Linked DNA regions of Homo sapiens: region 1 is linked to region 2. Evidence: chromatin loops called from intact Hi-C (ENCODE). Cell type or tissue: endothelial cell of umbilical vein. All regions are shown on one strand. Each heading gives the region's core, and the rest is flanking DNA. Links, peaks and the distances in the headings are about the cores only.

Region 1 (5,367 bases), core at 300-5,299, 58 kb before region 2:
CTTTTAAAATAAGGTAGTCAGGCAAGATCTTCTGAGGAGACATCTAAGCAAAGGCCAGAATCAAGGTAAGTGCATGAAACAGGAGGACTCCTGGGGAGGAAGCATCCTGGGTAGAAGGAATAGTGCGAGTAAAGGCTCTGCGGCAGGAGCACCTGGTGCGTTACAGAAACAGCGAGGAGGCCAGTGTGGCTAAAGCAAGGGTCAAGAGTGGGACAGGAAGACAGAGAAATCCTGCAGGAAGGCATACGGAGGCTTCCATAAATATTCATACTAGCCACGGCCACCAGCAAGCCTGTTCTTGACTCCTCAGAGCCACTGTGAAGATCAGGGGAGCCTGTACACGGAGGCCCCCGGCACCTGTAGTAGCACTTGCTGTCTGCCACCTGCCGCTCCAGCCATCACCTGTAACCTCTCCTTCAGTCCTGCCTGCCTATCCTTGGCCCTGCCTCTTGCCTAGTCTCACTGCTCTCCCAGCTGCCTCCTCTCAGCTTTTCTACCTCATCAGCCCCTGCCAGTCAAGGAGGTTGCTCCTATTTCCCAAACATGCTGCAGATGCTGCAAATGTTGGCCAAATGATGCTCAAAGGTGCCACCACCCTACTGCCCATGGGGATCCGGCCAGCCCCAGCTTTGGCTTGGCTACTCTAGGTTCTGCTGGCACCCAGCGGCATCTTTCATGCATTTCTGAGGTCACAGCTGCTCCAGGCAGTCAAGGATGCCAGAAAACTAAAAGTGTGTCATTGGACAAGAGGGCAAACACGATAAAGCGGTCTGCAGGCCTAAGTACTGGGAGATGCAGAATGAGGAGTAAACGGAGCTGGCACAGGTAAGACCTGGGACAGCGTTTCCAATGTGTGCCTCGTGACAGGTGTTATGTACCCCCAGTCCCCTTCTGCCACCGGCATGGTTGCCAGACAAAGGACAGGATGTTCAGCTGATTTGAATTTCAGATAAATGAACATGTTTTTTAATATAAGTATGTCCCATGTCTCGATGATTCTTTGTTTATCTAAGATTCAGATTTAATGGGCACCCTGTATTTTCATTTGCTAAATCAGGGAGCCCTATCTCTCATCCCAACAAACAAACAAGGTTTGGGAAATGCACAATTAACCCCTGAACTGGTCTCTTCCTGTCGATTTTCTCAGAGCAATTCATGCTCCCGACTGCAAATCTCTGGGCAGTGAGTATTCTGCAGAGTGCTTACCAAGCTTTGCTCATAGCAACCTTTCTCCTGGAGTACCTGGCAGAGAACTCAGCTCACAACACAAGAAAACTTCAAGGTTCTTGAGTTCAGGAACTGGCCTTGGCTTTGTTTCCCCCTTGACTGGTCACACTTTCTTACAGGATCAATAAACGCTTGGATTGAAAGCATCATTTGGAAGCACATCTATGAGCTAGTCCTGGTTTCAAGCCTCTCACTCTCCTCTTCTCCACCCAGGGCCTACCTGGAGCAGACGCCCTAAATACGGAGCTCTTTCTACCAAACGGTTTCTCCAAACACTCCTTCCTTCTCATTTCAAAAGGTGTTGCCTCGCTTCTTTCTAAAATCAACTCCCTGTTTCCTCTAGGCCCTAGTACTCTCAAGTACCCCATCCTCCCACCAGCCGTGACCTCCTCTTCCTGCTCTGTAATTGCCCCTGGATACACGGAGGGAACAGAGGACCAGGGGATGCTGAGGGGGACCAGGTGCTTTCAAATGGGCCTTGGCAGGAGGAAGCACGAGCCTCAGCCTATCCCGTCGTCAAGGCCCACAAACACCAACCCTCTCCCTCTCAGGCCGTTACACGTGCCTCTGCAGCCTGCAGAAGGAAGCCTTCGGAGGCCCTTCAAATGTCAGCAGTTATCACGCAACAATGAGCTTAACCATCTGCTCATTGCTTCCTCCAGAAGAAAGAGCTCCCTGCCTGCTTAGCATGGCTTTCCTCTTTAGAACTGACATGCTCTCATTAGCTCATCATGAACCAGGAAACCTAATCTTGCTGCAGGGTTTCTTATCCTTGGCATTATGGTCATTTGGGGGCAGTCAGATTTTTATGCTGGGGGCTGTCCTGTGCCCTGTAGGATGCTTACCAGCATCCCTGGCCTCCACACAATGGATGCCAGTAGGCCCCACCCTTACCCCAGCTGTGACAACCAACACTGTGTCTAGACATTGCCATGTACCCTTGTGGGGGCAAAATCCTCCCTGGTTGGGAACGGCTGTCTTATTGTGTTGGTTACCAGAGCAGGCTGCTCCACGGGGCCCCTCACAGGGCTAGAAGGGCTCCTGTGGTCCAACTGGGTTCGAAGTCCTCCCTGCTCGCCTACTGCATTTTTTTTTTTTTGAAATAGTCCCATTCCATCACCCAGGCTGGAGTGCAGTGGTGCGATCTCAGCTCACTACAACCTCCACCTCTCAGGTTGAAGTGATTCTCTTGTCTGAGCCTCCCGAGTAGCTGGGATTACAGGTGTGTGCCACCACGCCTGGCTAATTTTTCTATTTTTAGTAGAGATGGGGTTTCATTATGTTGGCCAGGTTGGTCTTGAACTCCTGACCTCAAGTGATCCGTCTGCCTCAGCCTCCCAAAGTGTTGAGATTACAGGTGTGAGCCACCACACCCAGCCTCCCTGCTCCCCTACTGGATTTCTAAACATCCACACGGCATATCTGCATGAAGACCAATGCAGACACAATCAACTGTGTGATTCATTTGTTCATTCCACAAATAACCTGGGGTGCCTCCCATACATCAGCCACTGGGGGGTGTGCCGAGGACATAGAGGTAAGGAAGGATAGGAACCCAGATGAATACATACACAACACTTCCTCCACCTCATGTCTCCACTGACACAGATCTGGGCAATGCCCCAGAGAACAGTGCCTTGCACACAGGCTCCAGGTTTCTGGCTCAGTCTGATGACAAAGTCAGCACCCGCAGTTCATCAGATGAAAAGGGTCACTAGGGTATCCCAGTTACATGAGCTTGCTGGGCTGCCATCACCAAGGACCACAGACTGGGCGGTTTAAACCACAGAAATTTATTTCTCACAGTGCTGGAGGCTGCAAGTCCAAGGTCAAGGCATCAGTGGGTTTGTCTCTCCTGAGGCCGCTCTCCTTGGTTTGCAGATGGCCTTTTCTCTGCACACTCCTGGTCTCTTCCTCTTCGTATAGGAACACTGGTCCCCATGGGCTTAGGGCCCCACCCGTATGAACCCATTCAACCTTAACTGTCTCCTTAAAGGTCCTCCCTACAAATAATCACATTGGGGGTTGGGGCTTCAGCATACAAACATTGGAGGCCACAATTCAGGCCATAGCACCAGTGCTGCCCAGTAAAATGCCCAAGTTGAGGGAAAGCGAATGTGTTAGAGATGACAGGGGGCTCCCAGGAAAGAGACAAAGCCAGGACAGGGCAGCAGACATCACCCAGCTGATGTCACCCTACCTTCTCCAAAGGCCACACCCTTAGCCTTGCTGGACTGTTTCTCACAGAAGCACTTGCTGCCAGCCCCCGCACTGGCGCCTCTCCATCCTCCCCTCTTTCCCCCCGCCCCCCAGTGAGTTCACTGTGCACAGGAATCCTTGGCGCCCAGAGGGCCAGAGGTGTGCCCAGGCATTCACAGACTCTTCTCTTAAGCTGCCGCATCACGGGTAGATGGTCTCCTACACAGAGAGCATGGCTTTGTATCTTCTAAGTACACAAATAGTAATCTTCAGTTAGTAATATTTATTCTGGGAAAAGGTGTCCATTTTAAGTAGGCTAACGAGATACAAAGCAGTACTTGGTCTTTCTGTGGCAGTTTGCTGGTTGCTGTGGGTAGCTCAGAGCAAGTCCGTGATGAATTCAACATTTCCCAAATTTGTCTAGCCTAAGACACACCTGAGACACTCATTAAAACCCCAGACTCCGCCTCCATCCGCCCCTTCCTCTGCAGAGCAGCACTTCCTTCTGCAGGGCTGGGGTGGGGGCTCAGGGCCCCCATCGTAACAGGTGCCACAGGTGCGCCTCCTCATCGGGAAGTCTGGAACTGGGCTATCTCACCTCATCTGCTTCTATCTGGGCCTATCCTCATTCTTAAACCTCCAGTGGGTAACACTTTAGTATTTGGCCACAAAAATGAGTCAGCTTTGAGGATAAGCTTGGATGGGCCTTTGAGCTCCAAGTTCCTGTGGGGTTTTTACCCCAGAGGCGTGAGGCATCAGTGCTGCAGAAGTACCAGGCAGAGGCTGTCCTTTGGTGCCCACCCTCCTCTGATGTGGTCCAAAACAGACAGCTCAAGAAACCAAACCCAAAACCGACCAGCAAGAGAGCAGGAGGCCCGTGCCATGGCTGCCTTCTGTCCTCAGACCAGTGGGTGTTCAGGATCTCACAGAGACCCCAGGAACCCCCACCGGGTGGGGCTGTGCTCCTCTGCTTCCTGAGGTCTATCTTGCTCTCGTATGTCTGCTCTCAAACTTCTGTTCAATTCCCAGAAACCAAGAGGGAAAAGTGCCGTCGAGGCACTGTGGGGACAGTTACTGACCGTGCTAACTCACTTAGTGATGAAGAAATTAAAGTGTCTTTACATAAACCAAATTGTTCCCAGCAGAGTCCGCCTCGTGAGCATCTAAGTGACAGAGCCATAGTGAGGATGGGGAGCACCTAAGGGGAGGCTTTGCTAGGTAGGGTAAGAAGTAAGAAGGCACCCAGGAGCACTGTTGGAGTGACAGCCCCACTGTGCTGTGCGGGCGGTTCAGACAGCTGGGACTTCAGCAGCCCTGGGCTGATCCTGGCTCCACCTAGAGCATGCCACACGTCATTTTTTTTTTTTTTGAAGAGCCAGGGTCTCACTCTGTCACCCAGGCTGCAGTGCAGTGGCGTTATCATAGCTCATTGCAACCTTGAACTCCAAGTGATCCTCTGGCTTCACCCTCCTAAGTGGCTAGCCAAACTCGTGACACCACACCTGGCTAGTTTTTAAATTTTTTGTAGAGATGCAGTCTTGCTATGCTGCCCAGGCTGGTCTCAAACTCCTGGGCTCCAGCGATCCTCCCACCTCAGCCTCCCAAAGTGCTGAGATGACAGGCATGGGCCACCGTACCCGGCCCACATGTCCCTCTCTGTCCTGCTTTGCTGACTGTCACTTCTCTGGTGTCAGCCAGAGATGAGCAGCTTTCCTTGCCACATCCCCACCTGTTGTCCTGCTGGGGTGCTTCCCTGGTGGGCTGCCGACCAAGGGGCCACAGTCCCCCAGGCAGAGCCCCAGCATCAGCACAAGGGCTCAGCCGGTTACTGACTTAACTGCTCATTTGAAGGCAGAGGGAGAGGGCAATGGGGGAAATAACACCGGCTGTGACCTGGGGCCACTCCTCATCCTTTATAAGCAGGCATGAAATGAGACGCTC
Region 2 (5,367 bases), core at 145-5,144:
CAAGCTTTGGCACATTTGGTTCCTCTTCCCTGAAGCACTTTTGCCCTTCTTTACCCTCAGCAAACACCTAGCCATGCTGCAAAACTCAGTGGTGATGCCGCCTCCTCTGGGAAGCCTTCCCAACTTCTCCAGGCAGAGTCAGGTGCTCCCTTCTCTTGAGTCTTTTGTTCTCAGCTCTATTGGAGAGTTTATCAGGTTGTACTATGTTAAGTTTATCATGTTGTATTTTTCTGTTTCCAGAACAGCTGTCTCTGTCTGCCTCCTTTTCCCCATCACTGCTGGGAGTTGGAGTGGGGGGAATGTGAATTCAATGCCTCCTACTTGTCAAACACTGAGCTACATTCTTCATGTACATTTACTACTCACAATAACCCCCAAGAGGTGGGTACTACTAGCCCTATCTTAAAGATGGGTAAACCAAGGCTCAGAGTAGTCAAGTAACTCATGCCATGTCACACAGCTGGTAAATAGGCCTGTCTTTCCAACTTCATGCTCCTTCCCCTGCGCCACCTTCCGAATAGTCCGTGGCATAGAATCAACCGGGATGTATCTGCCGAGAGGCTGGCTGGCAGGATCAAAAAATGCAAACAAAGCAGAAGAAAGGACCCAGGAACGCTGCATGACTCCACCTAGACTCCAGCGCTCAGCAGGTCCTTCTCCTGACAGCGAAGTATTAAAGAAACTGGCTCATCAACACGGCGAGGCACTCGGGCATGGTGGGGTCCTGAGCCGCACATGCTCGTACCATATCCCATCCTACCCCACCTCCCTGGGCCCTGCCTCCCTTGGTTTGGGGGTCTATTTCTCCACCACCTTTGGGGCACTCTGTGACCAGCCGTCTCCTGGCCACCCCTCTTTCTGCACCTCCACTGGGTCTGAGGGCTGGAGAGCACGCATTTGGCTTGGAAGGAACGCAGCCTCCCGCAGGGCAAGCACCTAAAACCATCAAGTGGAAGCCGAGGGCCGTCCCTGGGCAGCCGTGCTCGGGGAGGAGGGTGGGCTCCTGGCCTCAGCTGCCCCTATTCAGGGCAAGAAGGGCCCCCACACTGCCCTGGAACCTTCCACCCACCAGTGCTGTGCTGAGCACGTCCAGCCACGCCCTCACAGATGCCTGCCCATATGTTCCTCCCTGAGCCCCATTTCAGGGCGGGATCCCCTTCCCAGCTGCTCTAGGGGCCGTGGGACTGCCGCCCAGATGGCGTCACAAGCTGAAGCTTTGCAGCTTCTCCCAGCTGTGCCCCCAGAGTAGGGCCAGGGAGCCCCGCTGCTGCCGGCTCTCCTTCCCCTCCCCTCCCAGAAGGAGGAAAAGAACTGCAGACCTGGGCCCACGGAACTGAGGGAGCCACCATCTAACTGACGCCCTCTGCTCCTGCTCCTCAGGCTGAAGCCAGCGGGACAGCCCAGCACCCACTCCGCGGCAGCTCACATTTCGGAGACTGAGCGGGAACCAGGGGACCCATCAATGCCTCCGCGCGTCTCACCGGCCGGTGACGTGGCTCAGCGTAGTTATGCTCAGTCTGCCCCGGACCCAGTGGGCCTCAGAGGCAAGAGAACAATGGAAACTTGACCTGCGTAACCAAGGAATGATGCCACGAGAGCCCAGTTTGGTCAGCGCAGAGTCTAATCCCCGGAGACCCTCAGCCCAACAACCCAGCCCCTTTCCCTAGTGAGGCAGAGAGGCTCATCTGCACCCCGCCTACAAGGCAAAGTGCCGCGCTGGGGAGCGGACTGGCGAACTGGCTCCAGAGCGAAGATGCATCATGTTTTCCAAAGGGCTGACTTCTCTAACTCGGGTGGAGGGAATGGGGAGGTTTCTGCCCTTCCCCTCCTGCGCAGGAAAAACTCTGGAGTCTTGGAGAAGTGTTGACAGAGGGAAGGGAGCAATTTGGGGCAGCTGCCCAGGGCGGGTGGGGCCGGGAGTGTGGGGGCACCTCACAGGAAAGCCTGAAGAGCCAACGCCACAGCCGCCACAGTCTGCAGCTCAGGGTAGCATTTCTCAAGGGGTGTCTCCTGGGCCTCCTGCCCAGCACCGGGGATCCGGCTTCCTCCTCCCTGCAAGAAGCTCAGCTGCTTCTCCCATCCCGTTTCTCCCGCGTCTATCCAGACAGCCCTTGGCCAGGTTTCCAAGTCACCAATTCCTAGGGGACAGCTGTCCGCAGCAGGGAGTGAGAGGCCAACTCTGAACAGAGATGATGCTTGCGTGGGCTCACACCCACACCCACTCAGCTCATGTCCAACACACCAGGCTCTTTGCCACAAGCTCTCAGAGGTCAGCTGTGGCTGCCTTGGTGAGGTGAGGGCTTTCAGCTTGTATTCCTGGAAATTCTTATTATCAGACCCCTCGCCTGGCTTCAGCCTCGTACAGCTCTCCAAAGAGCTGACAGCTCTGGAAAAGTCAGGGTGACCTGCTGACCCCACAAAGCCTCAGGAGGGCTACGATGGAGGGGAAAGGAAGGCCCATCAGAAGCGTGGTGACTGCAGCAATGGTCTCCCTCCCAGGCAGGGATAGGAGGCAGAGACTTGAAGCTCTCTCTCCTTCCCAGAACCTCACTTTTCTCCCTCTCAAAGTCACATCTGTTCTCCCCAAGGCCTACGGCCTAATGATTACCAATGAGAGTGGGGGGAGGGGAGTGTGAAAACTCCTGGAGAAAAGCCATTTGCACTGGAAACGTGGGATTGTGTCATCGTTTCCACAGCAGCCGCAAGAAGCAGGAAGAGGCAGCAGGAAGTCACCCAGCATGTTTGCAAGAACAGAGCATCTGTCAATTCTGTAATAAGATGTGCCCTGGGCTTTCTTTGTCAATACACCAGGTCTCACTGCCTCGCTGCTCCCCTCCAAACCCAAAGAGAGAAGACAAAGCCACAGATATGGCGGGCACTGCAGCTGCCTGCGCATAACACCCAGAAGGCACGCTGGCTCCAACAGGCGATGCCTGGCTGGTGGCAGGAACCCATGGAAGACGTATTTCCAAAATCAAGAGTCCATCCAGGACCTCAAATTCTGGCCCAGGGCTGGGCATGGTGGCTCACGCCTGTAATCCCAGCACTTTGGGAGGCTGAGGCGGTCGGATCACCTGAGGTCAGGAGTTCGAGACCAGCCTGGTCGACATGGTGAAACCCCATCTCTACTAAAAATACAAAAATTAGCCAGGCATGGTGGCGGGTGCCTATAATCCCAGCTACTAGGGAGGCTGAGGCAGGAGAACTGCTTAAACCCGGGAGGCGGAAGTTGCAGTGAGAAGAGATCACGCCATTGCACTCCAGCCTGGGCTATGAGAGCGAAACTCTGCCTAAAAAAAAAAAAAAAAAAAAAAAATTCTGGCTCAGCCTGGGTGAATAACGACTTCCATTTCAGTGAAATCAAATGTTCAACCTTACATTTTCGAAACTTGCTTTGAAAACCTCCAGGAACTCATCCAAAGGGAAAAAACACGGTTGATTGGATCCCTGGATCCAGGCCATGGCCGCATGGTTGAAAGCAGCTGTGGAGAGAGTCGAGGTGGAGAGTGCACTGAAGGTGATGGAACCACAGCTGTCAGGGAGCCCCAGGAAATGGGGGCCTCAATCCTAAAACCACTCCTGTCTTGGCAGGCAGCTGGCCAGGTCTTTAACAATGCAGATCCGATCGTATCACTGTACTGCCTGGGGGCTTCTGGACACTCTTAAAAGAAAGCCCAAGGAGCCCATGACCAAAGCTGCTACAATTGGAGCAATGAAATAACGTAGTATTGGGTTATAACCCAAAGAATAAAATGAATATCCAGGAGTCCATGCAGATATAAATACATGATTGAATCAATTAATAAATGAAGGAGAACAGAAAAATCTCCTGTGCAGAAAAACTCTAAATAATTTCTGTAGATGTTCCACCCTAACAGAGGAGGAGCACAACTCTCCACCCCTTAAATGTGCACACAGTGACTTCCTTCCACAGACGACAGTACTGAAATGGGGGAAAAAAAGGAACTTGGCGGGGCGCAGTGGCTCATGCCTGTAATCCCAGCACTGTGAGAGGTCAAGGCGGACGGGTCACTTGAGGTCAGGAGTTTGAGACCAGCCTGGCCAACATGGTGAAACCTTGACTCCACTAAAAATACAAAAATTAGCCAGGCGTAGTGGCGGGAGCCTGTAATCCCAGCTACTCAGGAGGTTGAGGCAGGAGAATCGCTTGAGCTTCTGGGGTGGAGGTTGCAGTGAGTGGAGATGGCACCACTGCACTCCAGCCTGGGTGACAGAGTGAGACTCTGTCTCAAAAAAAAAAAGTAACTTTACAGTGGAGACAGTCAACAAACATGACCTCAGCCAAGCAACTGAGGTCAATGTCAGCAGTGATATGTCATGTCGATGGTATGTACCCTTGATAGGATGTGATGAAAATGACACTTGATCTCTGTTCTTCCTCCCAGAACCCACAGGCCCAGTCCAATCATGAGAAAAGCATCAGACAAATTCCAATAGTGGGGCATCCTACTAAATACCCAACCAGAACTCCTTAGAACTGTCAAGGTCATCAGAAACAAGACAAGTCTAAGAAGAAACAGCCACAGCCAAGAGGCACCTACAGAAACAAAATGGAAATGTGGTTTCCTGGATGGGATCCTGGAACAGAAAAAGGACATTAGGGAAAAACTAAGAAAACGTGAATCAACTATTGTATTAGTTCATTTTCTGTTGCTTATAGCAGAATACCTGAAACTAGATAACTTATAAAGAAAAGTAGTTGTTTTCTTACAGTTATGGAGTCTGAGAAGTCAAAGGTCAAGGGGCAGCATCTGGTGAGGGCCTTCTTGCTGGTGGGGACTCTGCAGAGTACAGAGGTGGTTCAGGGTATCCTATAACGAGGGGGCTGAGTAAGCTAGCTCGGGTCTTTCTTCCTCTTCTTATAAAGCCACCAGTCCCACTCCCATGATATCCCAGCAATCCATTAATTCATGAATGGATTAACCCATTCATGAGTGCAGAGCCACATAACCCAATCACCTCTTAAAGGCCTCACCTCTCAATACTGCCAGATTGGGGGTTAAGTTTCAGCATGAATTTTGGAGGCAACAAATACTCAAACCACAGCAACTATAGACTTTAGTTATTATAATAAAGATGTATCAATATATTGATAACTTTTTTTTTTTGAGATGGACCTCAGGGTCCATGCACATGCTGTTTCTCCCCAACAATATCTATTCTCTTCTGTATCTTCAGCAACCTCCGGCCCAGCCCACACATAAACCCACTCAGCCTAAGCTCTCAGTCGATTCCCTGGGAAGCCATCCTCAGCTACCCAGACTAAGTGAGGTTGTGGGTCGCATCCATCCAGGGTGCTGCACTTCTCCCCTAGTAACTCATTGCTCCATGTCTATCTGCCAGCAC

The links. Hi-C counts contacts between places; a loop is a spot of excess contacts. Peaks named below come from ENCODE experiments on the same cell type or tissue, not always from the same donor. Only the 100,000 strongest peaks of a DNase experiment are listed, where the experiment ranks them.
Region 1: a loop joins it to region 2, with 3 times the contacts of the local background. A loop is called at or near these places in 23 of 110 quality-filtered maps.

The regions. Positions count from the first base shown.
Region 1 is chr10:122,204,256-122,209,622 of GRCh38, reverse strand. The region is part of intron 8 of TACC2 (transforming acidic coiled-coil containing protein 2); the gene reads right to left. Among named protein-coding and RNA genes, the nearest start is that of BTBD16, 64 kb to the left of the region's middle. In endothelial cell of umbilical vein, for the core only: no CTCF peak of the experiment used is centred there; no DNase peak of the experiment used is centred there.
Region 2 is chr10:122,146,047-122,151,413 of GRCh38, reverse strand. All of the region lies in intron 7 of TACC2 (transforming acidic coiled-coil containing protein 2), which reads right to left. LOC124902518 (a long non-coding RNA gene) reads left to right here. Exons shown (of 2, transcript XR_007062323.1): 2 at 4,407-5,110. Among named protein-coding and RNA genes, the nearest start is that of BTBD16, 120 kb to the left of the region's middle. In endothelial cell of umbilical vein, for the core only: no CTCF peak of the experiment used is centred there; DNase peaks (open chromatin) are centred at 2,653 and 4,363; H3K27ac peaks cover 3,173 bases.